2 separate regions of the Homo sapiens genome follow, and region 1 is linked to region 2. Evidence: read pairs that join two places in POLR2A ChIA-PET (ENCODE). Cell type or tissue: OCI-LY7. All regions are shown on one strand. Links, peaks and the distances in the headings refer to the core of each region. The heading gives the core; the rest is flanking DNA.

Region 1 (5,388 bases), core at 295-5,294, 150 kb after region 2:
CTGTAATCGCAGCACTTTTGGAGGCCGAGGCAGGTGGATTGCCAGAGCTCAGGAATTCAAGACCAGCCTGGGCAACACAGTGAAACCCCATCTCTACTAAAATACAAAAAAATTAGCTGGGTGTGGTGGCGTGCACCTGTAGTCCCAGCTACTCGGGAGGTCGAGGCAGGAGAATTGCTTGAACCCAGGAGGCGGAGGTTGCAGTGAGCCAAGAAGATCACGCCACTGCACTCCAGCCTGGGCGACAGAGCAAGACTGTCTCAAAAAAAAAAAAAAAAAAAAAAAAAAAAAATATATATATATATATATATATATATATATATATTTGATTCCTTATGCATGTACATATACACCATGCAAAGGATGAATTGCTTTTGGTGTAAGGAACAAAAAAAACCAATTTTTTTGGATGTTTTTACTGGTTTACAATGAGCAGGAGTTTATTGGCTCTTAAAAAAAAATCTTTAAAAAGTCTCATAGGGGTTGGCTGGTCTTGAGAATTTGATTGATCTGGAAGTTCATGATTCTGGAGTGAGCTCTGTTTTTCTACAATTTTCATAGTTCTGCTCTCATTTTGGCCATATCTTCAGGCCAGCTTCCCTCATGGTACAGAGAGCTTCCAATACTCCTAGAATTTGCTGCTTCTTTTACACCTTGAGAGGAAGGAGGGAACCAACTGTCCAACTAAATCTTGAACTTTGCCCTACCTGTACCAGTTACATCAAGTGTCCTTCCCTAATCCAGTTTGCCAGTGTGGGTGTGATTATTACGATTGGTTCAGGACAATCAGGACTCCTATTTGTTGCTGGGGTGGTGGTGGGAGTAGTGCGTGGCAGCAATCTATCGAAACTGGTATACTGTAGGAGAGGCAAGCATCCACAATGCATATTCCGTATGTAAACTAGAAATATTTATCCCAACATCAAGTTTATGTTACTTATCTATCAAAGGATATGTGTGTGGGGGTGGGGGAGAGGACTCCAGTAGACACTGAATAGAACAAAGGACCAAGTCTACATCCATCTTTGTTTTCTTATTTTAAACAATGCCTTAACTACAGTATCATAAACATGACACCACAAGTATCCGAATTCCAAAAGAAGAGAAATAAGCATTTTGGAGACTAGCAATTATAGTGTATCTGATTACTGACAAATAATTCTAAGGTGTTTTTTGGTAAAATTGATGATATCTAAGACAGTACTTTTCAGACTTTGATGTATATAAATTGCCTGGGAATTAAAATTCAAACACAAAATGAATAGATTTGGGGTGGGGCCTGAGACTCTGCATTTGAAATAAGATCCCAGGCAATCCCAGAGCTCTTGGTACATTTTGCTAGGACTTAAAAGACCAAACAGTTTCATGTTCTAAAGGTATTTAGAACTAGCTCAATTTACTATTGTAAGCTGCTATTGTCTCTTTTCTGGCCCTGTGCAGTGGCCTCATAACTGCCAACTTCACTTCTCTTGTCCCACTACAATCCATTCTCTAAATAGCAGCTATATGATCATTTTAATATGTAAATTTATCACTTCACTGCGTAAAACTTTCCTCTGGGATTCCATTACATTTGAATAAAATCTAAACTCCTTACCATAATACAAATGATGTAGCCCTGGCCTGCCTTTTGAAAATTATTTCTTAACCATTATTCTCCTTATTCACTATGTCTCAAGTCCTTTGCAACTTCACTTCATGCTGTTTGTCGTGCTGGGCCCCTGCTTCTTACAAGACTGTCTTTGTCTCATTGTTCAGGTCTCTACTTGAATGTTTACCACTTCTGAGTGTATCTCATGATTGACTTCACAGAAGTAAATTCTTGTGGGATGTTTTATTGAGACAGCAGATCACTAAATCTCAGTTAGGTGAATGAGGAATGTAAAAGTAGATTTAAAATTTTGGTTGTTTTGATTTAGGGTAAAGATTATTTCATAATGGATTTTAAAGGTTTTTTTCACATTTTTTATAGTATTATTTTTTTTTCTCTCCAAGTCACTGTGTGCCCAGTATTCTGCAGACAAACGAGAAGATGAGAAGATGTGTGATCATTTGATAAGAGCAGCAAAATATCGTGACCACGTGACAGCAACTCAACTAATCCAGAAAATTATCAACATTCTCACAGACAAGCATGGAGCCTGGGGAAATTCTGCAGTGAGGTAAAGGGATACCTTTAGGATTTGGCCACTGATTTTCTGTAGATGGCTTAGGTTTAGATAAATGACTTTGGATATGATCAAAGCCAGATGAAGAAGAGAGTAATTTAATTTTGTCTTTCATCATCTCTATGAATTTAAAGCCAAAGGGAAGGAGAAAATCAGTATGGGTACAATTATGGATCTTTATAGATCCATATTTATCCAATCAGTATGTGTACAATTATGGATCTTTGTAGATCAGTTTCCTCAACTACTTCCAAAATCATATTTGCTTTATCTACTTACTCCTTTTGAAATGAATTCTTAAGGGAAGCAGTTAAACTATCTTACTATCTACACTTATAGCCAAATTTTTACGTATATAACATTTTATTTTAAAAAACTATGCTCTTTTTATATTTTTTAGTTATTTGAAAGTAACCATATTTTCAAAGTATAATTTTGAAAATACAATAAAATGATTTTTTTTCTTATGTTGCAAATTTCAGGACTGTGATGATAAACTTGGTTAAATGCCTTCTTTAAAGTTTTACTCAATATATCTACCTTCTTTTAAGATAGCCAAACTGGACATGCTGTTGTTGATTTTACTTTATAGAAATTAATTAAATTGCCTTTAAGACTAAGGAACTTGGACAAATTATATATCCTCCATGAAATATTTTATGCTACAAATTTCAGGAACATGTGTTGACTCTTTTAAGTAAAGTTAATGACAGAAAGTTTTTATTTTGCTATTAGAAAACATTATATTTTAATTTCTAATTTTTGACCAACTTTTTCTAGAAGACAACAAAAACAAAAATAGTAAATTACTTGTATATTATATAAGAGTGTAATTTGCTTCCATTTGTGTTTTAATCAACTTATGTGTCTATCAGACATCAAAATCCAGTGTTAGAAATTTTCCAGTATAAAGAAAAAAATTTTAACTTTTAGAAAAGTAAACTTCAAAAATTTGCATTGAAAGCTATTTGTATAAAGTATTCACTAATATAGAATAAATGTAGCGTGTGATATTTATTACAAAGAATATTTGCATATAATGAATTATATTTCTGGGTACCTAATTTTTGATATTCAGAGAAAGAAAGGCAAGTCAAGGTCTTGAGATCAAAAGGACAGCCAACAGGAACCATGTTTGTTTGTTTGTTTTAATGTTATTTCAGTTGATCTGCAGGTGCAAGAGTGGTTATGGAAATAACATCTATTCATGGGTCAGTGATCTCTGGTGCCTTATCTTGCAACATCTAAAAGCCCATGGCGAGGAGAATGGAGGAGTGTTGTATTGAGGGTTTTAGAGTTTCAAAGTGCTTTATTATTACAGATTTGATATCATTTTGACATCAGATACTGAATGAATTAGGATATTACTCTGATGCATAGTGCCTGACACACAGTAGGAACCCAATGTGCATTTGTTGAATCTTTTTAAAAAGTTATTCTTTTCACCCAAAAGGTTTTGCAGTTTTAAAATAAACACATTTAGATAACTTATGTCAAGCGTTTCATGGGTTATTTTGATGGGATCAAAATTCTTTCTGTTGATAGCTGTACCTTTGTATAGCATAGTATATACATGTGGTATCAAAAGGAAAACATAGTTTTCCTGAAGTGATTTTGGTGTAATAAAATATCTTGGAGAGCTAAATGGACCATGAAATGTATTTATCTAGAAATAATTAGTGTTTCAGTAATAGAGTTGTTCTAAGGTATCAACTCTATTATTCATTAAGCCAGAAACAACTGAAATAAATTTTGAAATTTTAATATTTCTGCAAGTCCACAGAACAAAATATCTCTTACTTTTTCCTCTCAAATGAAAATAGCTGTCAAATTATTAGCTTTCTAATGTGTACATTTTAAATTCAGAACAACAAGAAAGGATGTACCATCACAAAATGGACATGATTAAATTAATATTTTCCTCTCTATAAATCTCATCTTACATTAAAAAACAATATGTAACAAAGCACATTGCCTGTATGTTCATATTTCTTTGTCATTATATTTAGTTCTGTATCATATTCAACTGTTACTTATTTAGAATACCTGGTTTCTCCCTAATGCATTTTTAAAAATTATCTTTAAATAGTCCTTTTCAATATTAATTCCCAATAATGTGAAGTGTGGATCTTAATGTTCCTTTTAAGGTCCATGTAAGAAAATGTAGCTGACAAAAATGTATGCTGGCTCACCATACTTTGACAGTGGTTAACTATTCTCTGATTTCCCTTGTATGAGGCTTGCATAATCAGCTTGTAAATTATGGACATGGTTGTAATAAATGGGAATAACACAGTGTACTTTGTTCTTCACTTAGCATAATTCTAGAAAACATAAATGGCATTAGAGAGAAATCAGAGTCATACTGTAGCTGTAATGCATTTAACTATGCTAAGCCTGCTAAAAGAAATATGCACAATGAGCAAAATTCTAGTGAAGAGGATTAAATTAAGTATAATTTCTTTGCATTTTATCTAAAGAATTATAGTAGCATTTTGTCTTTTAACTCAATCATATTAGAATATTTAGAAATTTCATTTGTGGCATTTTTTTTATTTTGACCCTCCTTTGGAATCCACGTAATTTGCTTGTAGCCATGGTTATGTAGGCCTGATACTTTCCCATTAATGTCATTTATTTTGTTTCACTATTGATGGCTTTTCTAATGCCACACGATCAGTGGGCTGCAATGCTGGCAGCTGGCCTGGGATCGGCAGTGGTTTTAATAAATCACAATCAGACCCATGCCATTACATCAATATTTTTAGTCAATTATAGAGAAGGTCAGGTGCTACATTCAGTATAGGAGCCTCAGCATGTGGCATTTGAGAAACATCTGGTCCTGCGACAAAACTGCAAGCCGGGGAAAAAAGAATCCAATTTATCCCATCTAAAGAGACCAAATGAAATCTGCTGCTTTATGGATAACACAATGATGATTATAGCCATTTTGAACATGTTATAGTTGGTAGACTTAATACCCTTTATAAAGACATATTCCCAAAAGTTTCCATTCAATAAAAACTGAAAATGAAAATATTATTTTCTCAGAGGCAGATGGGAATTGTTGTTTCCTCACAGCAGGCATCTAATATCTTTTGACACCTAGTGACCTGCCTGAATGCAATTTGTGTCTTAATATCTCGCTTACACCAGCTTTTGCCATGAGAGTTCTTTCTCTCTCTCTCTTTTTTCTTTGATGCCTAGACTATTGCATTGG
Region 2 (5,388 bases), core at 84-5,083:
CACTCGATATTCATTCAATATCTACTGGATACTTGGGTATATATTCATGACTAAAACAAAACAAAAAATCTGTTTCCTTATGGAGCTTATATTCTAATGGGAGGAGATAGAAAATATCTACATGCTATAAGTAGATTGTGTAGTATTTTAGAAGGTGGTGAAAGTGCTAAAAAAAAAAAAAAAGAAAGTAATAAAGATGGTAAAAATATCAGGAATGACCAGGAGTAATTGGGTATGGATTTCTCTTTGAGGGAAATGAGAACTCATTGGAGGGTCTTGAGTACAGGAGTTACAATTTATGTTTTAAAAAGTACCTCTGGGCTGGGCTTGGTAGTTCACGCCAGTAATCCCAGCACTTTGGGAAGCCGAGGCAGCTGGATCACTTGAGGTCAGGAGTTGGAGACCATCCTGGCCAACATGGTAAAACCCTATCTCTACTAAAAATACAAAAAATTAGCCAGGCATGGTGGTGGGTGCCTGTAATCCCAGCTACTTAGGAAGCTGAGGCAGGAGAATCGCTTGAACTTGGGAGGCAGAGGTTGCAGTGAGCAGAGATCCCACCACAACAACTCCAGCCTGGGTGACAGAGTGAGACTCCGTTTCCAAAAAAAAAAAAAAAAAAAAAAGTAACTCTGTATTCTGTGTAGAGGATATAGCGTAGAGGGCAAGGATAATCAGTGTTTTTGGCTGGGTACTGCTGTTTAATACCTTACCCTGCACTTAGTGTCCTAAGACCATAACCATTTTAATCTTTCCTTCATGATTTCTTGAGTTAGATTTGGATAGGGCACGGTGGGCATGGTTTATCCCTGTTTCAGATGATGTTTGCTGGGTCTGGAAAATCTAAGATGACTTTTCTAATAGTATATATAGTGCCTCAGGTGGGATGGCTCCAAGAGCTGAGACTGACTGACTAAAACAGCTGAGCTGGGGTTGTGTGTCTGCAGCCTTGATACTTGTTCTCAACTGAGTTCCTGGTTTCCTTCATTAGTTTGGAGAGCATCTCTGTCTCCATATCGTCTCTCTACATGTTCTTTCCAGCAAGGTAGATCAGAAATAAGCCACACTTCTTACAGAGATGTTCAGAGATTCTGGGAATGCAAGAGCTGCCAGACCTTAAAACGTGGGCCAAATACTGGCCCACTGCTGCTTTTGCCAGATCCTGTGGGTTATTGTCAGTCAAGCCTAGTCCAGATTCAAGGGCTTGTCAAGGGATGCATACCAGGAGACATGGGGCAGTAGGATTATTAAAACAACCCTCTTCCACAACAGTTAGGAAGGAGGATATTGCAGTAATCAGTAATCCAGGCAAGAGGTTATGGTGGGTTGGATTAGGTTGGTAACTAGAGATGGTGAGAGGCAGTCAGATTCTGAATATGTTTTAGTGGTAGAAAAAACAGAATTTTAAAACATTAGGTGTGCATTTTGTGAATGAAAAAGGTAGTCAAAAATGATTACAAGGTACAGTGGAGTAGATTAAAGGTGAAAGAGATTTTCAGGGAAAGATAAAAAGAGAAGAAATTCAGTTTTCAGCATGTTGAGTTTGAGAGGTTTTTTTAGACATGTAAGATAAGTTGTAGGGTAGCAGTTATATTTAATAGTTTGAGTTTTTTGGTGGGGAAATATAGTGGTATTTAAAACTTGGAGAATGAATGATACCACGAAGGGACTAAATGCAGACAGAGAACATAAGAGGAACAAGGACTGAACCTTGTGTCCCTCCAACTTAAGAAATCAGGGAGAAAAAGAGGTGAAGGATGTTAAGAAGGAACAGTCAGTGAAGTAGTACAAGGAAAACAAAAAGAGAATGGTGTCCTGAAAGCCGAGGAAAGGAAGCATTGTCTAGTTGGAGGGAATAATCAGCTGTTGCTGTTATGTGAAGTCCTATTAGGACTGAACACTGACCATTGGAGTTAGCAAGATGCAGATTTTTTGGTGACCTTGATAAGACTATTTTTGCTAGAATGGGTTGAAACCCTGATTAAAGGGAGTGAGAATTAAAAGAGAGAAAAGGAGGTGTTCCTTGTTGAACTGGATTTTAAGGATCATTGAATTATTTATGCACGTAGAAGGGGTAACAAGTTTTCCAGCTGCAGTAACCATGTTTGAGGTAGAGCTTTTTATTTTATCCTAAAGATTGCGGACTTGGGCCAGGCATGGTGGTGCATGCCTATAATCCTAGCACTTTGGGAGGCCGAGGCAGGTAGATTGCTTGAGCTCAGGAGTTTGAGACCAGCCTGGGCAACATGGTGAAACCTCATCTCTACAAAAAAATAGAAAAATTAGCCAGACGTGGTAGCACATACCTGTAGTCTCAGCTACTTGAGAGGCTTAGGTGGGAGGATCGCCTGAGCCCAGGAGGTCAAGGCTGCAGTGAGCCTAGGTCACACCACTGCACTTCAGCCTGGGCAACAGACTGACACACACACACACACACACACACACACACACACACACACACCCCCAAAAAAGATTATAGACTTTTTCTTACAGGCCAATGACTTTCAACCTTGTGTTGCTACCCATTACTTTAGATCATTTTTGCAAGTATTTTATTATTTATTTTATTATACCATCTGTCTTGATAATAGGTGCACCCACTCAGTACATTCTGTAGAATACGTAATTAGTTTTTGCTTTTTTAGAACATGATGTATTTCATAATTCAAAACAGTAGATAGCTATTAAAACAGAATATACCTTTTAAAAATTAGTTCTAAACTTTTGTTTGTTTATTTCTTGTGTTTCTGGGTATGATATAGAAATCACACCAGCAGCATTCAGCACTTTAACTACGGCATCAGTGGAAGAATCTGAAAGCACATCATCTGCTCGAAGGAGGGACTCAGGCATTGGGGAAGAAACAGCCACTGGTTTAGGAAGCCATGTGGAAGTAACTCCTCACACAGCACCTCCTGGTGTCAGTGCAGGCCCAGATGCAATCAGCGAGGTGCTATCTACTCTTTCTTTAGAAGTCAATAAGTCTCCGGAAACCAAAAATGATAGAGGAAATGACTTGGACACTAAGGCTACACCGTCAGTTTCAGTTTCAAAAAACGTCAATGTGAAAGACATTCTCCGAAGCTTGGTTAACATACCAGCAGATGGAGTCACAGTGGATCCTGCCCTTCTGCCACCAGCCTGCCTTGGAGCCCTTGGTGATCTATCTGTGGAACAACCCGTGCAGTTCAGATCTTTTGACAGGTACTGATAATAGTTTTTCGTTTTGGTATGTTTCTACATCTGACCCTTGAACAACATGGGGGTTAGGGATGATGACGCCCTGTGTAGCCGAAAATCCACATATAACTTTTCACTCCCTCAGAACTTAACTACCAATAGCTTATGTTGATCAGAAACTTTACTGATAACATAAACAGTTGATTCACACATATTTTGATTGTTATATGTATTATATACTGTAATCTTACAGTAAGGTAAGCTAGAAAAAAAGAACATGTTATTAAGAAAATCATAAGGAAGGCCAGGTGCAGTGGCTCACATCTGTAATCCCAGCATTTTGGGAGGTTGAAGTGTGTGGATCACCTGAGGTCAGGAGTTCGAGACCAGCCTGACCAACATGGTGAAACCCAGTCTCTACTAAAAATACAAAAATTAGCTGGGCATGGTGGGGTGTGCCTGTAATCCAGGCTACTCCAGAGGCTGAGGCAGGAGAATCGCTTGAACCCAGGAGGGGCAGTGGTTGCAATGAGCTGAGATCGCACCATTGCACTCCAGCCTGGGCAAGAAGAGCGAAACTCTGTCTAAAAAAAAAAAAAGAAAAAAAAAGAAATCATAAGGAAGAAAAAAATATATTACTGTTCATCAGGTGAAGCGAATCATCATAAAGATCTTCATCTTTCTTGTCTTCATGTTGAGTATGCTGAGGAGGAGGAAGAGAAGAGGTTGATTTTAGTATCTCAGGGGCAGTTGAGGTAGCAGAGTTGGAGAAAGTGAAAGGGGAAGCAGGAGAGGCAGACACACTTGGTGTAAATTTACAGAAATGCACTGGAATTTCTTTCTGACCTTTTTGCTTTTTTATTTGTCTAAAAATGTTTCTATGTGGTACAAACCCTTCTTTCACCATTTGCTTTAGTTTCAGTGCCTGTATCATAGAAGGGTGAATGTCATAAAAGAAGTTAAAAGCAGTCTTGAATCATTAGAACCCTTCTGCCAGATTGTCTAATGTCAGTTCATTTTCTGGTACTGCTTCTTCTATGTCTTCCTCATCTAATAGTGGTTTGGATGTTCTTGTCTCCGTCAAATTGTTTTCCCTCTGTTGATCCTTCTGTTCTTGTGGTATCTGTTAGTTCTTGAATTTCTCTGAGATTCATATCTTGAAACCCTTCACCCCTCACCTTTTTGTCATATCTATAGTCTCTCATGATTTCCTTGATTAGTTCTGTCAGAAATCCTGTGGAGTCATGCACAACACCTAGAAACACAGTCTTCTCTAGGAGGAATTTATTGTTTCAAACTTGATGGTTTCCACAGCTTTTTCTGTAACAGTGATCCTCAGTGGTATAATCCTTCTAGACTTTCACGATGTTCTGTTGGGTTCTCTTCCATAGTGTTGACAGTTGTTTCCTAAGAATGCCATGTGTAATGAACCATAAAGGTCCTTGTGACCTCCTGTTCTAGAGGCTGAATTAGAGAAGTTGCGTTTGAGGGCAGTTAGACCACTTCAACACCCTCAGTGTTGAACTCATGAAGCTCTGGGTGGTCAGGAGCATTGTCCAATTGTAAAAGAACTTTAAAAGTTAATCTCTTACTGATAAGGTACTTCCTGACTTTAGGGACAAAGTATCAATAGAACCAATCCAGAAAAAGGATTCTTTTTGTCCAGGCCTTCTTGTACAACCAACAGACTTGCAGCTGGTGTTTGTGTTTTCCTTTCAAGGCTCAGGGGTTAGCAGCTTTATATTAATAGATAAGGGCAGTCATGATCATAAACCCAACTGCATTTGCACAAAACAGTAGAGTTAGCCTATCTCTTCCTGCCATAAATCCTAGTGCTCACTTCTCTTCCTTGCTAATAAATATCCTTTGTGGCTTCCCCCCCATCCCAAATAGGTTACGTTTGTCTGCATTAAAAACCTGACTGGGCTGGTCCTTTCTTCTAAATGATTTTCTTGATGTCTAGGAACTCATCTGTTGCCTCTTGGTTGGCAGAAGCTGCTTCTCCTGTTATCTTGATCATCCTTTGCTGGCATTAAATCTAGCCTTAGATTCTTTTTTACTTAAATTTGACATATAATGACTTCAGTTTTTCTCAAATCATGTTAGAGTCTATAGGTATGCCTTTCTTATAACAATCCTGTACCCACATAAAAGCTGCATTTTCAGTGCAAGATAAAGATATTTCACAAAAAGTGCAAGTTTTTTTTG

The links. ChIA-PET counts read pairs that join two places held together with the same protein. Peaks named below come from ENCODE experiments on the same cell type or tissue, not always from the same donor. Only the 100,000 strongest peaks of a DNase experiment are listed, where the experiment ranks them.
Region 1: POLR2A ChIA-PET joins it to region 2 with 6 read pairs; 2 of 35 experiments call an interaction of 5 or more read pairs at or near these places.

What each region holds. Positions count from the first base shown.
Region 1 is chr4:150,680,325-150,685,712 of GRCh38, reverse strand. It overlaps LRBA (LPS responsive beige-like anchor protein), which reads left to right. Exons shown (of 57, transcript NM_001364905.1): 37 at 1,996-2,162. Among named protein-coding and RNA genes, the nearest start is that of MAB21L2, 100 kb to the right of the region's middle. In OCI-LY7, for the core only: no CTCF peak of the experiment used is centred there; a DNase peak (open chromatin) is centred at 3,372; H3K4me3 peaks cover 410 bases; H3K27ac peaks cover 1,364 bases.
Region 2 is chr4:150,825,996-150,831,383 of GRCh38, reverse strand. It overlaps LRBA (LPS responsive beige-like anchor protein), which reads left to right. Exons shown (of 57, transcript NM_001364905.1): 30 at 2,763-3,204. Among named protein-coding and RNA genes, the nearest start is that of LRBA, 190 kb to the left of the region's middle. In OCI-LY7, for the core only: no CTCF peak of the experiment used is centred there; no DNase peak of the experiment used is centred there.